2 separate regions of the Homo sapiens genome follow, and region 2 is linked to region 1. The links are chromatin loops, found by intact Hi-C in ENCODE. Cell type or tissue: Caco-2. All regions are shown on one strand. Links, peaks and the distances in the headings refer to the core of each region. The heading gives the core; the rest is flanking DNA. Region 1 overlaps KIRREL3 (kirre like nephrin family adhesion molecule 3). Region 2 holds the start of LOC105369561 (a long non-coding RNA gene).

The links. Hi-C counts contacts between places; a loop is a spot of excess contacts. Peaks named below come from ENCODE experiments on the same cell type or tissue, not always from the same donor. Only the 100,000 strongest peaks of a DNase experiment are listed, where the experiment ranks them.
Region 2: a loop joins it to region 1, with 3 times the contacts of the local background. A loop is called at or near these places in 4 of 110 quality-filtered maps.

Annotation. Positions count from the first base shown.
Region 1 is chr11:126,792,350-126,802,634 of GRCh38, reverse strand. The region is part of intron 1 of KIRREL3 (kirre like nephrin family adhesion molecule 3); the gene reads left to right. Among named protein-coding and RNA genes, the nearest start is that of KIRREL3-AS2, 140 kb to the left of the region's middle. In Caco-2, for the core only: no CTCF peak of the experiment used is centred there; no DNase peak of the experiment used is centred there.
Region 2 is chr11:126,722,382-126,732,666 of GRCh38, reverse strand. All of the region lies in intron 1 of KIRREL3 (kirre like nephrin family adhesion molecule 3), which reads left to right. LOC105369561 (a long non-coding RNA gene) reads right to left here and starts at 4,497. Exons shown (of 3, transcript XR_007062941.1): 1 at 4,424-4,497; 2 at 3,017-3,149; 3 at 2,051-2,123. RefSeq lists an enhancer at 557-1,092. In Caco-2, for the core only: no CTCF peak of the experiment used is centred there; no DNase peak of the experiment used is centred there.

The DNA.
Region 1 (10,285 bases), core at 1,485-9,484:
CCCCCGACAGGACACCCTCCCATCGCAGGGTCACTCACACACACACATGCCCACACTCACTCACACTGAGGCCATGTAGACATGCCAGGTCACCTCATGTGACAGCTTTGGGATGTGGGAGGAAGCTGGAGGACACAGAGAAAATCCACGCAGACATGAGAAGAACGACGCCACACAGACTATGGACCCAGCTGGAAAGTGATATATTTTTCTCATCAATGTTTTAATTAATGGCATTGAATGATCACCATTATTCACAGACCTTCAGTATAGCGAAAGCTTTTCTCCACGGGCCGCCTGGCACTAACGCCATCTCCCTGGGCTGCTTTTCCTTTGTTTCTGCCCCCACCTGCCTTGACCATGGCCCACTCCACCTGGAGGATCTCTTACTCCTCTTTGGTTAACTTCTCCAGGTGAGGTAGGGCCAAGGCAAAGAAAGGAAGAAAAACTGCAAGCAGATGGTTAAGGCACCTGGTAAACGACAGTCATAACCTGTGACATTAAAACTGAATTTCTGAATGTCTACTGTCCTGGCCATTCTTCCTCACAGCCACAAATGACTGTTTGGCAGCATCATTTGCCTATGGAATAGCAATTAATCAGGTTTCAACCAACTGATTTGGGGGTGTTTGGAGACAGTGAGGTGAAATCTTACTTTTGCTTTTCTTAGATTTTAGGATACTGATTCAATTTTTTTTTAAGAGACAGCGTCTCACTCTGTAGCCCGGTTGGAGTACCATGGTGCAGTTAGAGTTCACCGCAGCCTTGAACTCCTGGGATCACGCGATCCTCCTGCCTCATCCTCCAAGTAGTTAGGACTACAGATGCACCACTACTCCCAGCATGACTTTGTATTTCAAACAAATATTAACTAAGAATTTATTACAGGCCAGGAGCTATGCTGTCCACTGGTGTGTCTGCCACTTATTCCTTTCCCACTTTCTAGGGTAGGTGTAACAGTTCCATCTCACAGACGAAGAAATGGGCCAGGAGAGAAAGTGCCTGGCCAAGGTCCCACAGCTGGTGAGTGGCAGAGCAAGGATTTGAACCCAGGGCCTCTCGTGCAAACCATGCGCTCTTTGCACTGCATCCTGGTGCTAATATGGCTCATATTGGGGTAGAATTGTTTTCTCATCTGACTTCCACATATGAGAGATTTGGGGATGGTTACCCCACACAGAAATACTCTGAGTTATGGAATTTGTCTTGAGATTTGTATTCAGGGGCTACCTCATCCCCATCGGTGACTGTACCTATGGCAACATTACTCCAGCAGCTCACATGGTGTTTGACTTAAAGTGGAAACTCAAAACATTTGAGTAAATGAATTGATGAAAAATGATGTATCAGGCTGATGTCCCCAAAGACCCAAAAATTGTCAATTAACTGTAATCCTTAGGATAGAAAAGAGAGCTAGTGTATTTAAGAAATATTTTTCATAAAAATTGAAATGTAAAAGGGGTGGAGTTTCTCATTAATTCCCAATTATGCAGAATATATTTAGGTAACCATAAATCTACATCTTTTTCAAGCACTCAAGTTAATCAAGGTTTTTCTAAAAATCAGAAAGCCCAATGGGATTGGATTTTTGCAAATGTCAGGTATGTGGGCACGCATGCACCACAAATATCAGCTGCTAAAGCAGTGTTCCCCGTGTCCTCACTCCTAAATGTCCCTGTCCCTCACCAACCTCCAACAGCAAGCAGACATCCTATTAACCAGAGCTTCCCACAGCTGTGGCTCAGAATGCAGCCACTCTGCTCCACCATCCCATTATCCCCCATCACAGCTAAATCCGCTGAAAAGTGATACCTGGGCTTCTAGTTTGCTCACTCATTGTCCAGGGGTTGAATGGTTCTGTGCAGCCAGAAAGCCTGGAGTTCACACCTGGCTGTAGGGGTGGCCTGTTTGTGTGCCAGGAATAGAGTGTTGCATTTCCCTCACTAATGCAGCTGAAAGGGTGCCTGGAGCTCATTATTCCTGAGGTAATCCTGAAGGTTGCACTATCAAATGCTGTTTGCAGGCAGAAAAGGGAGGAGAGAAGGATATTTGAGAATCCTAGCACTTTTTTATGGTACATACAAGAGGTATAAGGTTGCTGATATTTCACTGCAGTTGAATCTTAATTAAGGGAGAAATCCTTCCCTGGAGACCTCCCTACCTGCCTTCTGTACCACTTATGCTAATGCCCTAATGAGACCGTTTCTGTAGCCTCCAGTCTTCAAGCTCCTCTGACCCGGGTGATCACAATGCAAGCTCCAGCTTTATTGTGAGAACCTATCTTTCCCCAGACTAGAAGGCAGAGCAGGAGCTCAAGCAAGTGGCTGAGTGCTCAGATGAGGACACAGGGCTGCTCCAAGGCCCTGGGATACCAAGTCCAAGGCTCTTTGTCTCACGGAGTCAGATTCTAAATGGCCCAAGTTAATTAGTCTTCAGCTGGTCTAGATTACTTCCCTGAGATCACCAGTACATTCTTGGTGATGCCAGACCTGAGTCATAACTGATGTGTCCTAGATGCAGCGGGGCCCAGCCCCTGGAGATCTGGTTAGAGGTGGCCTGCAACAGTGTCAGGAATGGTCCTCAACTTTGGTTCACAAAATAATGCCAATGCTCAGAGCCCCACCCACAGAGATCCTGATTGATTGAACTAGGGAGTGTCATTTAACTCCTGAGATGATTCTACAGCAGCTGGAGTTGAGACCACTTACTGATGCCTTCCCTGAGTCCCAGCATCTCACCATCCCAGCCAGGCTCCTGCGCTTTTAGGTGTATTTGCTCAGTTACTTCCCCAATCCCTGGAAAGCAGACTTAGCTCCTTTTAGTGTCTCCATAAGAAATCACTCAGGGCAAGCCTTCCATTATTCTACTGGAAGTTAATAAAAACTGGGGGCAGAGGGGTTTCCAGGGAGGAAGAAAAGGTTCTGCCATCTCTCTGGTTCTCCCGGCTCCTCCTGCTCCACCCCATTCCTTCCTCCTGGCTCCCTGCTCTAAGGAGTGAAACCAGATTCTTCCCTAGTTTTCTGCAGAATGATGAGTTCCACACGGGCTCAAGTTCCTAGGAGTCTCACCTTCTTTCCCCAAGCTCTTATCATCTTATTTTTCCAACAAAATTCATAACTCAGGAGAAATTTGGGGGATAGCTGACACACATGCACACACACAGATACACACATGCACACAGAGATGCATGCACACAGATACACACATGCACACAGAGACGCACACACAGATAGATGCACACACAGATACACGCATGCACACACAGATACACAGATACACACAGAGATACACACATGCACACACACAGATACACATAGGTACACACATGCACACACGTACAGATACACACATGCACACACAGGTACATGCACACGCACACAGATACACACATCCACACACAGATACACAGATACACACACAGATACACACATGCACACACACAGATACCCATAGGTACACACATACACACACATACAGATACGCACATGCACACACAGGTACATGCACACGCACACACAGATACACACATCCACGCACAGATACATGCATGCACACACACGAATACGTGCACACGCACACAGATACACAGAGATGCACACATGCACACGCACAGATACACACAGGCACACACAGATGATACACACACTCACACTTGGTAGTTCATAAGTCCTTTCGTGTGTGTCCCTGCATGTGCTCCTCTGTGGCGGGCCCACTGTACTCTTCGTTTTGCAGATGCAGAAACTGAGACACAGCATGATTAAAATCACAGAGCCACTACAAAACTGAACCCAGCTTTAGACCCCAAACCCATGTTCTTTCTTTTTATAGCATTTTGCCTCCTCAGTCAAAAAATGTTTCCCAGGCTAATGCTGCTCCGTATGGTTTCTCTAAGGATATCCCCTATGCTAACCCCAAATAAGTGGCCACCCATCCATTAGAACCTTAGAAATCAAAAGGACCTGGAAGAACCTGGAAGGGCAGGCCACAGTGGGAAATTTAGAGGCTCTACATGTTAAAAATATTATGGGTTCCCCCACACTCCCCACTGAGCTCCAGGCTAAATGTACTTACAAATAATACTAATCCATAAAGCCAGCACAAGGAAACCCTCCAATGTTTTGCTTTTCCTAATGATAATTATTTCAGTGAAACATCAAATGGAAAATTATTTCCAAAATGTGTTTACCTAATTCTTTGGTTACCTCTGCTTTTCTGGGGTCCAGAGAATTCATTTCTGCCATCCACTGGATACTCAATGCCCTGGACAAGAATCACAGGAGGCACCCTGAACATCAGCCAGCAGGTTAGGAACCCCAGCAAGCAATAAGGGAGGGTCCTGGCAAGGGAGAAATCTGGGAAAGAAAAGGAAGAATCAGTGTGTTCTGAGAGAGGAAGGAGCTGTGCACCCGGGATCTCAGAGAGGGAAGGCCACCTGGTGGCCTCTCCAGGCCACCCTTGGGGGCTCATGAATCAGGGAAGCAGAAGGGGGTTGCACAGATGCTGCCTGGAGCCCCCAGGCACAGGAACATCTTTCCTCTCCACCTGGCTGTGGTGGGTGCAATGAGCCATCACTTCCACAGTCATCAGATTCTCACAGTGGGGAGCAGAAATCCACCTGGCCCCAAGATATGAGCCTTCCTCCACCTCTCCAGGAGCACACAGGAGTTAGCAAAAGCACAAACAGCCCATGTGTTACTTTGCAGTGTCCATAGGCCCTCAGGATCAGCATGTACATGCAGATGAATCATTTTGAGCAAGTCAGAATGCAATTATTTCATTTTTCTTTGCATTCTGGAGTGTTGATGTTTAGAAATAAATTGCTCCCGGTGCTTCTGATTTACAAGGACAAAATACGAATCAGAAAACAGGTTCAGTGGAGTGATTTGAATTTCCATTACAATTACAGTTCTTTTCAACCATGTGATTCTGTGCTTTCCTCATATACATCGACCCAGTGCTGATTGTGCTTGGATGCTGAGACTCCCGCTGCCAGGGCCCCATCAGAAGCCCCATCACACAGCCCCAGCTGTCACAGGCTGTGGAGTAGATTGGGACTAAGTGCCATGGTAAGCCACTAATAAAACTCTAGTGCCCCCTCAGAGCTTCTTCTGGGGATCACCATGGGAGAAGGGTGTGGACAGTTTAGCTTCCCAGGTAACAGATGAATCGGGCTTCTGCAAGCAGAAGTTGAAGGGCCCCCGACACTGACCAGCAGATTCTTCCAACCAATAACAGCCGCGCCACCAAAACTATCAGCATCCAGTGCTTCTCTGTGCCAGATATTACGCTGAGAATCAGATGCATTTGATGCTCAACACAGCTCTTTGAAACAATGTTGTTATTAGTCTATTTCATAGATGAGAAATTGAGTCTCAGAGAGGTCAATAAGTGGCAGAGGTGGGATCTAAATTCAAATTGGTCCCATATTCAGAGCCTAGGCTCATATTCCCTGCACAGTAACACAGCCCCAAATTCAGTGCCACATCCCCAAGCCTCTGATTTGCTAACTCCAGGTGGCCCCGAATGTGGGCTCTGGGGGATCTGAATGAGGCTTCTTCTTCCCTCCCGCAACAGACAGCTCCTCCAATAGTGTGCAGAGAATCTTCACAGGATCAGCCTTTCTGTCCCCAGCCCTGATATGACCTCCACCCCAGAAACATTCTCCCTGGTCCCTTCCCCACTTCCTGCTCTGTGCTAGCTCACAACCCCAATCAGGCAGATCTTTTTCTAAGTCCGAGGGCTCTGCCAACAATCAGATTTTCATGTACTCTACCTAAGGTACAGCTCTAATTGGAGCACCAACATTTTTAAAAAGCAGGGGTGGGAAAAAATCAGCCAGGCTGAGGTAGGAGGATAGCTTCAGCCTGGGAAGTTGAGGCTGCAGTGAGCCAAGATCATGCCACTGCACTCCAGCCTGGGCAACAGAGCAAGACCTTGTTGCAAAAATAAAATAAAATAAAAATAAAAATAAAAGAATAAAAATAAATAAAAAGCAGGGTTGGGGGCAATGCTTAACATAAGAGGGCACTTGTGCCAACATTTCTAGTGCCCAATCACCCAGTGGGTACCAGCTAGGCACTTCACATGAGGAAGGAGGGGAATTTCAGATGTCAGCAGCAGATACTGGAGGCTTTTCAAATCGCACCATTCAAGTAACTTGCTATATTTAAGGTGAAGGCCAGTTACCCACAACTGCGCGTCCCCTCCTTCAGCCTTCCTCCACACCCAATGCTGCGGGACAGGACGGGCAGAATGAGATCCTTCCATCCAAGACAATCCCCAGCCCTGATGCCCTGGGTCAGCCCAGTCTGGGATCAGCAAGCCAGGGAACTCACATGGATCGAGCCCCTCTCTTTTCATCTGGTCAAGTCCTTGGTTTTTTTGTTCACCATTTTAACATAGAATCAGTCTGATTTTATGTTGTGTCTTGCCTTTTTTTTTTTTAACCCCTTCTTCCCTTCATGACCTCTAGAGACTGAAAAGAATGTTCAGGATTCCAACTTTATTGCATTAGCAAAACTAAAATAAGATCCATGGACCCCATGGATAAAAACGTGTCCCATTGAAAGGTTAGTCTAAATAACAATTTAAATGAAGACATGACAGTGGAGTGGCTTATTACTGGCTGTATGAATGGCAACATAAGCAGACAAGGTACTAGCTCAACGTGAAAAATGTACTCTCATTTCTGATTCATGCTTTTCCCAATGCCTGCATGAGCCTTTACCCAGGGTGAGGACGAGCCTGGCAGTACGGAGGCTGGCCTGGCATGGGGTATCTACATGCCCCTCCAAAGAGCTGATGTACGCTCTTGGGGTGCACAGGGGGAAGAAGAACTGGTGGTTGAAGTGGCTCTGTAATTCTTTTTAATTAAAAAACTTCATTTTTTTGAGGATTTTTAGGTTTACAGAAATATTGAACAGAAAGTGCAAATAATTTCTACATATTTCTGGCCAGGCACAGTGGCTCACTCCTGTAATCCTGGCACTTGGGGAGGCCGAGGAGGGTGGATCACCTGAGGTCAGGAGTTCAAGACCAGCCTGGCCAACAGGGTTTTAGTAGAAACCCCGTCTCTACTAAAAATATATTTTAAAAAAATTAGCCAGGTGTGGTGGCACACGCCTGTAGTCCTAGCTGCTCAGGAGGCTGAGGCAGGAGAATCGCTTGAATCCGGGAAGCGGAGGTTGCAGTGAGCAGAGATCACGCCACTGCACTCCAGGCTGGGTCACAGACTGAGACTCTGTCTCAAAAAATAAAGTAAAATAAAATAAAATTTATATGTACGTCCTCTCCCTCCCAACCTCTGCCCTGAGTTTCCCCCATTATTAGCATCTTGCATTAGTGTAGTATATCTGTTACCATTGGTAAGCCAATATAGATACATTGTTATGAATTGAAGTCCCTAGTTTACATTAGAGTTCATTCTGTATGCTGTACACTCTATGGGCTTGGCCAAATGTGTGATGACATGTATCCACCATTACATGATCATACAGAATAGTTTCAGTGCCCTAACAAACACCTGTGCTCCACAATTCATCTCTCTCCTCCTCCTCCTGCCCAACCCCTGGCAAACACTGAACTTTCTTTTGTCTGCCTTTCCAGAATATTATATAGTTGACATCACACAGTATTTAGCCTTTTCAGACTGACTTCTTCTGCTTAGCAATGTGCATTTAAGTTGTCCATGTATTTTTGTGGCTTGATACCTCATTTCTTTTTATCACTGAATAAAATTTCACTGTGTGGAGGTACCACAGTTTATCCATTCACCCAGTGAGGGACATCTAGGTTGCTTTCATTTTTGGCAATTATTAATAAAGCTGTTATAGACATTCATATGGAAGTTTTTAGGTGGACGTAAGTTTTAAACTCCTTTGGATAAATACCTAGCAGCACGATTGTCAGATCCCATGGTAAGACTCTGTTTCGTTTTGTAAGAAGGTACCAAAGTGTCTTCCACGTGGCCGTACCACTTTGCATTCATTCCAGGGATGTTCCTGTTGTTTCTCACCAGCATTTGGTTGTAATTAACTTTCTGAAAACACCCAGGTTAAAATATTTTTGTAATACAAATCAATATTATTGGACATGTTCCCTATATTCTCTCATGTGATCTGTGTTACCACCCTGTGAGGGAGCTTTTATTATCCTTATTTTATAGATAAGGAGACTGAGGCTCAGAATGATTATATGAAAAACCCAAGGTTATACGAAGCGCTCAGAGCAGGGGCTGGCATCTGGTCTTCTGCCTAAAAAGCCCATGTCCTCTTGAGTCTACCCCACTGAACAAGCCTTCACAGAGAGAAAGCAGAAAATACTGTGCAGGGAACCATGGCCCAGGCTGGCATGATCTATGAGTACTAAATTATCCAGGAGATAGACAAGGTAACTGCTAAAGACACCTAAACATCTTTTGAATGAAATTTGACACTTAATATTTTATTTTAAAAATTAATCCCAGCCATCATGAGAAATATCTGAATTCTGTTGGACTTCCTTACCATTATTTTATGTCTTAGAATCACATGTATTTTTAAATAACGTAAGAAAGCATACTATAATATTTTCAGTGTTTTAGCCTTTAAATTCTTTAATCCAGCCCTGCTCTCTCCCTAGTCAAATTATCTCTCAGTCTATCACCAGCATTGGAAATTCAACCATTAGAAATGCACCCTTTCAGGCCGTTATATAACTTTTCAGATTTTCAATAGGTGCCTATTAAAATCTAGGTAGTGGGGGAGAATGAAGAGAAGCAACATGTGTATTTGGATTGCAAATTTATTCACAGTGGAGCTCAGTCATGCAGAGGAACGCGAGTTCTTCACCTCTGCCTGTTCCTTATCTGAGTGTCTCATGAGCATGAGCACGCTTCCGGTCCACTCCAGTAATCTTGGTCCAGTGCAATCATTTACGCATTTTCCTTAGTTAATTCTCAGTCATTTTGGGTGAAATAGTTTAGTCTCTCAAATTCCAACCTCTTCCTTCAACTGCTCCCTCTTAGGAAGGACCTGTGCTCTCCTTGCCTTGGTTCCTCTGTGTGAGTCACTGCCAGTGACCTGAGTTGTCCACCCAGCATCTGCCGTGGCCATGCACCTTCTGCAGGAACTCCCTGCAAGTGACATCTGGGCTGGTGCACCTGTTATCATCTGTCTCTCCTACTCTCTTTCTCCTTCACTCTCTGGCTAACTCCTTGGACCTCTAGCTGAGCATGCACATCCAAAGGAACTAAGAGCGGTTTGAAGGAACAAAAGTAACCCTTCCTAGCCTGACTGCTCACTCCACCCAGATTGCCTGCACTGTTCAGCACTACAACCTTATTGCATTAGCAAAACTAAAATAAGACCCATGGTCCCCAGTGAATACAACAAGAAAGCCCCGTGCACTGTGGCTTTCTTCCAGAGTCTAAAGGAATTTCCAGTGACTTTTACATGCCCTGGCCTGTTGTCTCACTAAAAAGGTCATTATCTTGTCCTCTGCTGTTTTGCAATAAACCTTACAAGACATTATTGGAGGTGGGTGGGGGTGGGGAGCTAAAAAGGTAAAAGTTAACACATGTGAGATAGTGAACACTTTAATTTTATTGTGTAATATTTGAAAGGTCCAAAGGAATACACACAGCAGAGATGTAAGCTTAATAAGGAAATGGCCATCTGTGAACCCCCCAATAGAAGAACCTGAGCCTGCCCACCCCACTCCTGTGTCATCCTTCTCCATCCCCACAAGTAACCACTGTTTTTCATCTTCTTATTAGTTTTTTGCTGTTGTTATTGGTAGCTTTATCACACGTGTATATCCCTAAACAGTATAGTTTAGTTCTGCTTGCTCTTGAGCTTTATAAAACTGGATTAAGACTTTATATAGCATTTTCCAATTTGCTTTTTCCACTTCGTATCATGGTCTAAGATTTATCCATGTTGTTACTTGTAACCATTGTTAATCGCATTGTGTGCATATAACATAATTTATATATCTATTCTCCTATTAATGGGTAATTGAGTTGTATCCAATCTGGGCTCTGTTATAAACAATGCTGCTGTGAGCTGCCTTGTATATGTTTTCTGACGGAGGCAATAGGATTTATACCTGAAGAATTGCTGGGCCATTAGACAGGTAAAGATTCAACTTAAGAGTCCAGTGGAGTCCAGTGGTTACGTACACGAGTTTTGGCACTAAACTGCTTGGTTTCAGCCTAGGCTCTATTGCTTGCAAGTTGTGTGACTTGGGGCAAATTACTTAACTTCTCTGCATCACCATTTTCTCAACTGAAAAATAACGGTAATAA
Region 2 (10,285 bases), core at 1,108-9,107, 70 kb after region 1:
GTCCTGGTTCAGAGCCAGGCTGCCCAAGTCAACTCCAGAGAGCAGGAATTCAAAGGAAACAGTCACTCTCTCACTGTCTCTCTGCAGCTGACTACACTTTCCCGAGACAAGCAGGTATATTGGATTGGCTGTTGTTATGAGCTGTTTAGTCCTAACTTGCTTAGTAGAAAACGTCATCTAGTCCAGTTGACCAGAGAGCGCTAGGGTTTTGATCACAAGTCCAGCTAACAATGAAGCATTGCTTTGCTTTCCTTTCTTTGTGTGCTTACTATATTTTCTCAGGGGTCCTCATGAGAAGGGGTGGCTATTTCAAGGACAGAATCTGGCCATTCCTGCATCCTCGGGCTCAATACAATAATTCATCAAATGATGTATACATTTGTATTATAAACTGCGGAATCATTATGAAATCACTGTATTGTTAATAATAGTTTCCTATTAATTACTCTATCGCTCTAGCCATTACTTATAAACCTCCTTCCTAAATCTCTGGCTCAGATTGCCATTCCTGTAGGAATCCTTAGTCTCCAAATGGAGCAGATTGTAAAGACCCCAGGCAGGGCAGCAAGGAGGTGAGATTAATGAGACACCCCTCCCCCATTCCTGGCACTCGCTGGAAACCAGCAGAGAAGCCAGTGAGGTCCCACCCTTCCTGCAGTGATTTCCTTCACCCTCTGGCAGTGACTTCTCTCTCTCTTTGCTGCTGGGGGCACAGTCCTCAGCTGCTTCCTCAAAGAGCTGCCTGCATCAAAGTAGCTACTATTTCCAGCGTCTTTCTTTTACAATCCTTTTTGTTCCTTGCTTTTGATCCAGCATATGCTGGGGGGCCAAGCTTTTGTCTTTCAGCTTGTGAATAAATGGAAGCACTTACGGAGGCAGCAGCCACCACATGTGATTAGTTTCTTGTTGTTCTCTAACTGGGAGCCAGATGGATCAAGTAGCTCAGGACCTAAAACTGACCTACTTAGAGCCATCAGGTCTGATGAGGTGAGCATAGCTTGGGAGTCCAAAGACCTGAATGCCAGTCCTAGTCCTTCCAGCAACGAGGTGTGCAAATTTTGGCAAAGCTTTCTTCCTGTGTGCATTCACTCACCAGACATGGCGCTAGGCATTGGGTCTGTAAAGATAAATAAAATCACATCTGTGACCTCAAGAAGACTGCAGAAAGAGAAATGTGAAAGGTAGACATGAGAATACGTACAAGCTGTGGTAGAAGCATAGCCAAGAGAAAGCTTTGTCCAGGAAATGGTATTCGGGCTGAGTCTTGAAGGACTAAGTAAGCTCTGACCCAATGCAAACAGTGGACACAGCGGGATGGACCCTGGGATAGGGTCATTTGAGACCTAGGCAGTGGCCCAGAGGTATGGAAGAACATGATTTACTCAGAGAACGGCAGATTATCTAGTACTGCTGGGGCATGGACTAACAGGAGAAATGGAAGGTGGGTCTGGAGAGTTGGGCAGGGCCAGATCATAGGGAGCTTTGTAAACTATGCTGAGAAGTTAGGAAATGGAGACATGCAGACAGATTCATTTGTAAGCTAAGCATTCTCGCAGGAGGCAGCAAAGAGAGTGGCTTGAAGGGGAACCTGATTGTCAGAGACACCAGTTAGAAAAGTATTGCATGTTGGCTGGGCGCGGTGGCTCACGCCTGTAATCCCAGCACTTTGGGAGGCCGAGACGGGTGGATCACGAGGTCAGGAGATGGAGACCATCCTGCCTAACACAGTGAAACCCCATCTCTACTAAAAATATAAAAAAATTAGCCAGGCGTGGTGGCAGGTGCCTGTAGTCCCAGCTACTCGGGAGGCTGAGGCAGGAGAATGGCGTGAACCTGGGAGGCGGAGGTTGCAGTGAGCCGAGATGGCACCACTGCACTCCAGCCTGGGTGACAGAGCAAGACTCAATCTCAAAAACAAAAAAAAAGAAAAAGAAAAGTATTGCATGTTGTAAGCCAGGTTTTCTTTACCTGGGGACTACCGCCATTTTGGTTCTTGGTTGCAGGGGCCGCCTGGTGCATTGTATCGTGTTCAGCTCCATCCCTGGCCTCTACCCACTTGATGCTAGTAGCAACCACTTCGTTGTGACCATCAGAAATTGTCCCTGGACGTTGCCAAATGTCCCCTAGGTGGGGAAGACAAAAATCACCCATGGTGGAGAACCACCAGTCTAAGCAAACTTATGTAGTATGGAATAAGCTCAGAGCTGCGAGAATGGGCACAGGTTGAAGATACCTGTAGGAGTCAGGTTGAGAGGAAGGCATGATTGACCAGACGTATAGGGTGAGGAGAGGGTGGAGGCCAGGATTGTTCCCTGATTTCTGGTGGACAATTAGGGGATGTTGATGGTGCAGAGATGATGAGAAGAGGGAGGAGAAGGTGAGTAACTCATTTGGACGTGTCACACTCAAGGGGCCTGTGGGCCCCCATGTGGATGGGGCTAGTCGGCAGTGGGTTCTGCGGGGCTGAGAGCCAGGGCCAAGGGCTAAGTGGAGACGTGATGTAAATGTCTCTGGGAGTGATGAATCTACTTTGAGGAGGGGAATTCTGAATGAGAAGACGGCTGGGGATAGAACCTAGGGACATCAACATTTAAGTGGCTGGGGACAGGAATGAGAGTCAGGACGGGGACTGAGAGGGAATGGAAACTCCGGAGGAGGGTGTCCCAGAAATAAGACAACAAAAGAGTTTCCTGAAGAAGGAAGCCGTCACAGAGCCAAATGTCACAGAAATGTCAAGGAAGGGAAGGGCAGAAAACTGTCTGCCAGATACCTCAAAGGACTGGTTTAGGAGCAGAGGAGCCTATGAACTAGAAGGATTTGGAAACAGTTAAAAGCAGCAAACATGGTGTGCTCTTAGTGATTATGATCAGGGGCTCCCTCCATTGTGCTTCTGGACACAGAAACCTCCCAAGCTCATAAAATAGCAGGGGACCCTGAGCTGTGAGCTTTTCACCTGTCCAGTGGAGTGCCCGGGGCCCCATGAGTATCTACGGAGGGTCCCCAGGTTCACACCCACCTGTGAGCTCCTGGCCAGCACTGCTTCCGTGCTCCAGCAGCAAAATGCCAGGGAGCTGCTCCTTTCTTGCCTTCCAGCCTCATTGTTTACAGGGACAGTACCCTGGCATATTGCAGGTAATCACTCCCTGAGGCTGCAAAGGAGAAGCACCTATTGACCCTTTGACTCCCCCTGTGACTCTGGAGGACTCTGGGCAATCTAGAAGAATGGCGCCAATTTCAATTTCCTGTCTCTCCTGCAATATGTCCCTAAAATGAGCCTTGTGACACCTTTTGTTCCTCACCAGGCTCCACTTCCTGTTTCTTCTTCTATATCTTTCCACATTTTATCCATGCACTACCTCTTTTCCCTAAAAGAATTAGATTTGTTGTTAAGCCAGCGTGCTTGTTTCTTAGAAGTCTGCTTCCCAAGAAAGGCTGAGCCACAGTCTACTGGGTCTGTCCTTCTTCATGACCTCTTAGACTCACTCTTCATCTTTTTGCTCCAACCACACATTCCACAGGACTCAGTCTGGACTAAGGAGGCAGCCATTCTGCTAGAGATGAGGGAAGATGGCCCAGTTGTGTTTTCTGGCCTAGAGGGTACTGCCCCTCCCCAGGGCCCACTCCAAGCCTGCAACAGGCATGCCTGCCCCAAAAGCCTCCTCCTCAAGGTCTCCTCAGCAACAGGACAGCCCACTGCCCAGCCATTGCCCTCCTCCCTCTGCCCCGAAAGCTTTGGAGCTAGCGTCTGCTTCCTGATTACACATGGCACCTTGAGAATGGGGCAGCGTCTGTGGGGTGCAGGGAATTCAGGGAGGCAAGCTCAGGCCTTCCTCACTTGAATTAATGCAGGAGAGAAGAGAGGCCATGGAGCCAACACAGAAGGGACCTGGGGGCCCTCCCAGGGGACGAAGTTACTTACTGAACTGAATCCTCCCGCTTAAAGCTTAACAGGCTTCACTCCACTGACAAGTACTCAGGGCTTCTCCTGCCTCCTTTCCCCTCCCTATACAAAGAGTCAAGGTGGTCCAGGTTCCTGTGGGCCCTACACTGGCCCCACTTCAGCCTGGAAGCTAATTCCTGTGTGCAGCAGGTGGCAAGCACTCTAACCAACATCATCTCACTCAGGTGATCAGACACCCTGAGCTCCGCAGGGGCCAGGCAGGGTGCTTGGCCCTGGGAATAAAGCAGTGAGTAAGACGCACCCCTTCCTGCTCTGGAAGCCTACACTCCTGTGGGAAAGCACACCCATGGTCAACATGCTTTAACACGGTGGGAGGTGGGACACACACTCTCATGCACAGTAGAGGCATGTGCAGCATGCCACGGGAGAACACTGAGCCCCAGGACACCCCACCAGGTAGGTGATATTTCTCCCTGGTCTGCAGATGGGAAAGCTGAGGCTTGGGGGCTTCAAGTGACTCACCCAAGACTACAGAGCTATTTAGAGGTCCTCTGACCCTGCCCCTCCTGGTGTCCCAATTATTTCATGGGGCCAGCCACCACAGCTGTGACAGCCACACCTTGTCCATCTGTGACCTTGCAGCCTCTTTACCCTGCTGCACCCAGCCCCTCTGTGACTCTGATATACCAGTCACATAATGGATTGCCTTTGTCCCAGTGTCATGCCAGGTGCATCAGGAGGCTCTGGCTTCTCTCAGAGCTGCTGGGTGTGGGGCTGCGGGAGAAATGCTCACCCCCGAGACAGCCCTACTTCAAGCCAATTCCTTCCCTCCGGGTCTCCTCATCATTGGACTCTGGGGACCCAGGGCTTCTGATCCGCATCCCACTGCCTGCAGATGTCTCTCCCAGGTCTGCAAGGGATTCTCACTGAGGCACAGTTGTGTCCACGTGCTCATTCCCCCACTGAAAGTCCTTCGTTTAGTTCTTTTGTCCTCACAGAGACAGCGTTTCCGTAGCAATTGTGAAAATGGATGGAGCTAAGTCAAATCTGATTTTCTTTGGGAAGAAAATCGAATTCTCCACTTTGTGAGGCAGGCAGAGAGATTAGAAGAAGGAGGACCACAAAAATGCAGCTCACCCAGGGTGGGAGGGCCAGACCCCCCCGAGGGAGCTGGGAGGAGAGCCATGTAGCAGGGAAATGCCTGCTGGGCAGGGTGCAGGGTACAGCTGCTGCAGACAGCTGAGCGCCTCCCACCTTCAGGCCTCCAGACTTACCATGGACACCAAGTCCTCCAAGTTGAGATTCAGCCTAAGCCAGGGGACCACTGTGAATTGTTTATGCATTTAAGTTTAAATCTGTAAGCTCTGTAGCCTTCCTTCTCAGGTTGAGGCCACCAAAAAGACATTTCTGGTGGGGAACACTTTCCGAGGGGTCTGGGAGGTGAGGAAGGAGAGGTAGCTGAGCTTCTGAGAAGCAGCCTGTGATGGCGAAGCCAGCCTGCTCTGTGCAGGGAGAGTGGCCAGCCGGCCTCCAAGGGGAATAGCCACAGAAGCTGCCTCTTCTGGAGCCACACCCAAGTGCACAGGAGCCCTTGCTGTTTCTCAGTCATTTCATGAACATGGATGGAGTGGTTTTTATGGACCAGGCTCCATGCTAGGCACTGGGAATTCAAAGCTAAGTCTCTGCCTTTCAGAAGCACTCCATCTGCCAGGGAAGATGATGTATCTAGATGAGTGAAGGTAGGCTACGCGGAAATCTGTGCTGGAGGCGTGTCCCAGAGGGTAAGGCGGCTCAGAGAAAGAAGCAGCTGACCTCCCTGTGTGAGTGAGTGAGAGGTAGAACCGTTCAAGAGCCAGGACATCACAGCCAGGTCTTAGAGGATGAATAGGAGTTTTGCAGGAAGAAAGTGGAAAAACAATAGCACAAGGAATGGCAAAAGCAAAGATGCAGGGCACAAGAACGCATGGCATGCTCAACACATTGGCATGTGTAGGCCAATACAGAGTTTTGCTAGGAGAAGGGAAATGATAGGAGTGGGAAAAAACAGCTGGAAAGGTAGACTGGATCCTCTCATAAAGAGGCATCTTGTGGCTGGGCGCAGTGGCTCACATGGCTCACACCTGTTATCCTAGCACTTTGGGAGGCCGAGGTGGGCAGATCACTTGAGGTCAGGAGTTTGAAACCAGCCTGGCCAACATGGCGAAACCCCAACTCTACTAAAAATACAAAATTTAGCCAGGCGTGGCGGTGCATGCCTGTAATCTCAGCTACTCAGGAAGCTGAGGCAGGAGAATCGCTTGAACCCAGGAGGAGGAGGTTGCAGTGAGCCAAGGTCATGCCACCGCCCTCCAGCCTGGGCAACAGAGGGAGACTCCATCTAAAAAGAAAAAAAGGAGGCATCTTGTGTAGTTCAGACTTTTTCATAAAGCCAACAGGATAGCCCCAGAGAAGTCCAGGGAAATTTCTGAGGAAAAATTCTAGAAAATATGTCAGAGATCTTTCATTAATTTGTAAGGGATTTGAGACTTAATAGTTCCCCTAGAATCACTGAATGTCAGAGCTTTAAGAAACAAGAAAGTCCATATTTGTGGTTGTCAAGCTGGGTTCAGTGGAGCCTTAGGGTTCCACAGAAGGGCCTTAGAGACCCACTTCGGGACACAGGGGGTTAGAATGGAGGGAGGGCACTCAGAAGGGCGTTCTCCAGGGCCCTGTCCACTGCAGTCCACATGTTTCCATGCTTATCTTTATAGATTTGCTTTGATTCATTCAAGAAGTATTTATGGGGCATCTCCTCTATTTGGGTTATTATAATTTGATTGGAAAACTTACATCACCAGAGAAACTGGGGGTGAAAGTTACTGACACAGACCAACTGCCTGATTTACAGATAAGGAAACTGAGACTCAGCGAGGGGAAGCAACTTGACAAAGTCCCTCAGTGAGTTGGTGGCCAATCCTGATGCCTCCCCCCATGCTCTCTGTAGTCCCTGGCCCTGCCTTTGTGCAGACTGGACCCAGGCCACAGAGCTCCACCAGCCCCGCACATCCACCCCAGCAGCAGCCTTGCAGCGAGGGCAGAGCGGGCTCAGGGTCCAGCCTGCAGCAGTGCACCCTGACAGGCCTCCTCCAGACAAGGACGGCCTCTACCACCATCATCCAAGGAAGGCAGGAAAGCCACTGAGCACACAAACACACTCAGAAGAAAACGGGGACAGCCAGCTTGGGGATGAGCGGGGGCAAACCCATGGGCATGATAATGTTTTTGTTTATGGACAGGCAACAATGAGATGTATGGAGATGTCAAGAAAGAAATGCCCATGCGGGTGTTAGCACCATTTCCAAACCATGACTGCTTCCTTTGTGCCCAGAGTCAGCAAGTCAGGCAACTAATGCACAGGGCACTGAAATGAACCCTTTTTTTTGCTTTGATCGCTCCTGATAGCGCACTCTGCCAGAGATATCATATCTTTGATCTCTTGGCACTGATGCTAAGTCTCTGGAGCTCACTAGCATCTCCTTGAGATTAATTCTTCATGGCATACGAGGCACCACGCTGTCCTCTCCCATACATCACACTGGGTCACGTGACTTTCTGGCCTGCTGCCTCAGTGGTTACCCACAGGCTTAAGAAATAACCCCTAATGTCCTGCCTTCTCCTGGCCACCTCTCACCTAATACCCACATTGGTTAAAACCCCATTAAGCAGGCACCAGAAGACAGGCTTTTGATTCCTGACTCGGCCACTTTCCACTGAAACCCCTCACCTCTCTGAACCTCTGTCTCTTCATCTGAAGAACAGAAATAAGAATATCTACTCCTGCACCTAGCACACTACCTGACACAAAGTCAAGGTACAATAAATACTCATTAAGTGAATGACTAACTGACAAGTTGATCTATGATAAAGAGGAATGCAGGAAAGTTGTTTTTATGGTTATTCAAAATCTATTAGTAAGAACCCTTGGCCCATAGGCAGGTCTAATAATCCTGACTCTTATCTAATACTAAGAACCCTTGGCCCATAAGCAGGTCTCAGTCTTGCTTCCCAATCTCAGCATTCAAAAGATGCCTCATTGGAATTCAAACGGGGAGAGGGAAGTTTCAAGAAGGAAGGCAGCTAAAACTATACCTGAATTCAATCTCGACATGACATATCTACAGAGCAGCTGAAGAAACTTCTTCATCCCTTGGGGACAGAAACGTGTTGCTTCAGCTGGAAATTCATGGAGCCCACCCATCTCAAGGGCAGTCCCTCCCAGATCCTGCCTGGATGTTTGGAGAGGGCTGATAGGGAGTGACATGGCTCCGAACCTCCAGGGTGTCCATCTGCTGGCTCACTCACTCTGCATCTTGTCCATAAGAGATACAAGCTATGACAATAAGTCTGCATGTGCATGTGTGTGGGTGTGCATGGATCTGCGTGTGTACTAGTTGGGGCCTGTCTTAGGATCAGGTTAGCATATTACAGCACAGGTGTTTGAAAGAAAATGAACCAACCTGCAGGAGACAGGAATCAGAAATCTTACACAGAAAGTGATCTTCTCCTTGCCGTGGCAGAAGCAACCTGCCTCTGAAGGTTGAAATGGGGGTGATGTTCTTCCCCACATTGTCTCTTAAGTCAAGTGGGAACAGTTGGGGTAGGTGGTGATCTGCATCTCTATCTCCAGAAGGAGACTTGGTTTTGACAAAGAGCCAAGCAAGACAAAAAGGCTCAAATGGAACAGCCTCAGCATTTCTCTTTTCATGTGTGGCCTTGGAGCTGCCTACACTTCTTTTAATCATCATGGAGCTTATGAAAGCAATCAGATCATTGGTCTAGTTTTCTGCAATTATGATCTTGAATAGAAGAAAATTCCTAAAAACCCTAGGCAGAGAGAAAACAATGATGGTTTTTACCTTCATTTAAAGTATTTTGAGTATTTTGTTGCTCGTTGGACTTTTTCCAAAGTTCTGAGTCACAAAGAGCATCTGTGCAAGTCTTTTCCTTCCATCTTTCCTTCTTCCCTTCTCTTTTCATATTGTATCATTTATGTAACTCAATGAAAATTAATTCTGCATCTATTATTATGTCATCATGGTCTAGGTACTAGGAATATAAAAGAATGACACAGTCACTGCTTTCAAAAATCTTACAGTATAGAAAAGTAGAAAATGTTCTGTTTGCTGAAGTTGAGATCCACTAAGGCCTTTATTTTAAAAGCATAGAGGAGAAGGGTTTAGGAAATGCTTTCTTGCCTACTAAGGGAGGTGTGAGGTAAATGTTGGCACCAGCTGCTTAATGATGCCACAGAGCATGTGTGTCTGGAGGCTGAGGAGAGTTGATTTTTTTAAATTGTTACCTCTTTATGGTAGAGTGAAATGAAACAGAGCCTGTCCCCTCCCTTCTTTGCCTATTTCTAGCCTCCTCTCCACAGCTCCCACTAATGCTGTGTTCTCTGGCTCAGCACTGTTCCCTTTGCCTTTCATTCTACTCCACAAACATAGCTTAGCCCCTACTAAAAGTGTGTCTGTCTCTGCTAGGAGGGCTGTGGAGGTTTCAGTGGGGGAAATCCAGCTCTGTATGCTAAGTACCTGCAATGTGTCAGGGCTGCAGGCTCTGAGATAGATGCCTGGGACGGAGACGAACAAACCACAGTCCCTACCCACTTAATCTCAGTCAAGTGGAGAGTCCAACATGTGTCAAATACCGCAATACCTACCGTACACTATGTGCAGCCACAGAAGACTGTAAGAGGAATAGATGAAGAAAGGCCAATTCCACCGTGGGAGACAAAGGATAGTTTCATGATAGAGGTGACGCTTGAAGCTTACCATCTAGTAAGAGAAATGAGATTTCGTGCGGAAATCACCATGATGCAAAGGAGTGCTTCCTGAAAAGTGATATTTGAGCTAGGCCTTGCCAATGAATAGAATTTTCAACATTCATTCATTCATCCAACAGATATGTACTGAGTAGTTGTTTTCCCAGATAACGGGGAATGCAGTAATTCAGAAGACAGACAAAAATCCTTGTCCACACGGAGCTTACATTCTAGTGGGGAAGACATAAAGTACATGACATGCATGAGTTAGAGCACAGCTCAGCACATTTTTCCTGGAAAAGGCTAATCACTAGTCAGTAAACATTCCAGTCTTTACAGATCTTGTGGTCTTTTTTGCAACTACTCAGTTTTGCCATTGTGGCATGAAAGTAGTCATAGACAATACATAAATGAGTAAGCATGTCTGTGTTCTAATAAAACTTTATTTACAAAAACAGGGAGTGGACTGAATTTGGCCCCAAGGGCCATCGTTTGCCAACCCCTGATATGGTGTAAGTTAGATAGTCAGAAGAGCTAAACAGAAAACATAAATCAGGAATAAATAAATACATACAAGAAATGTT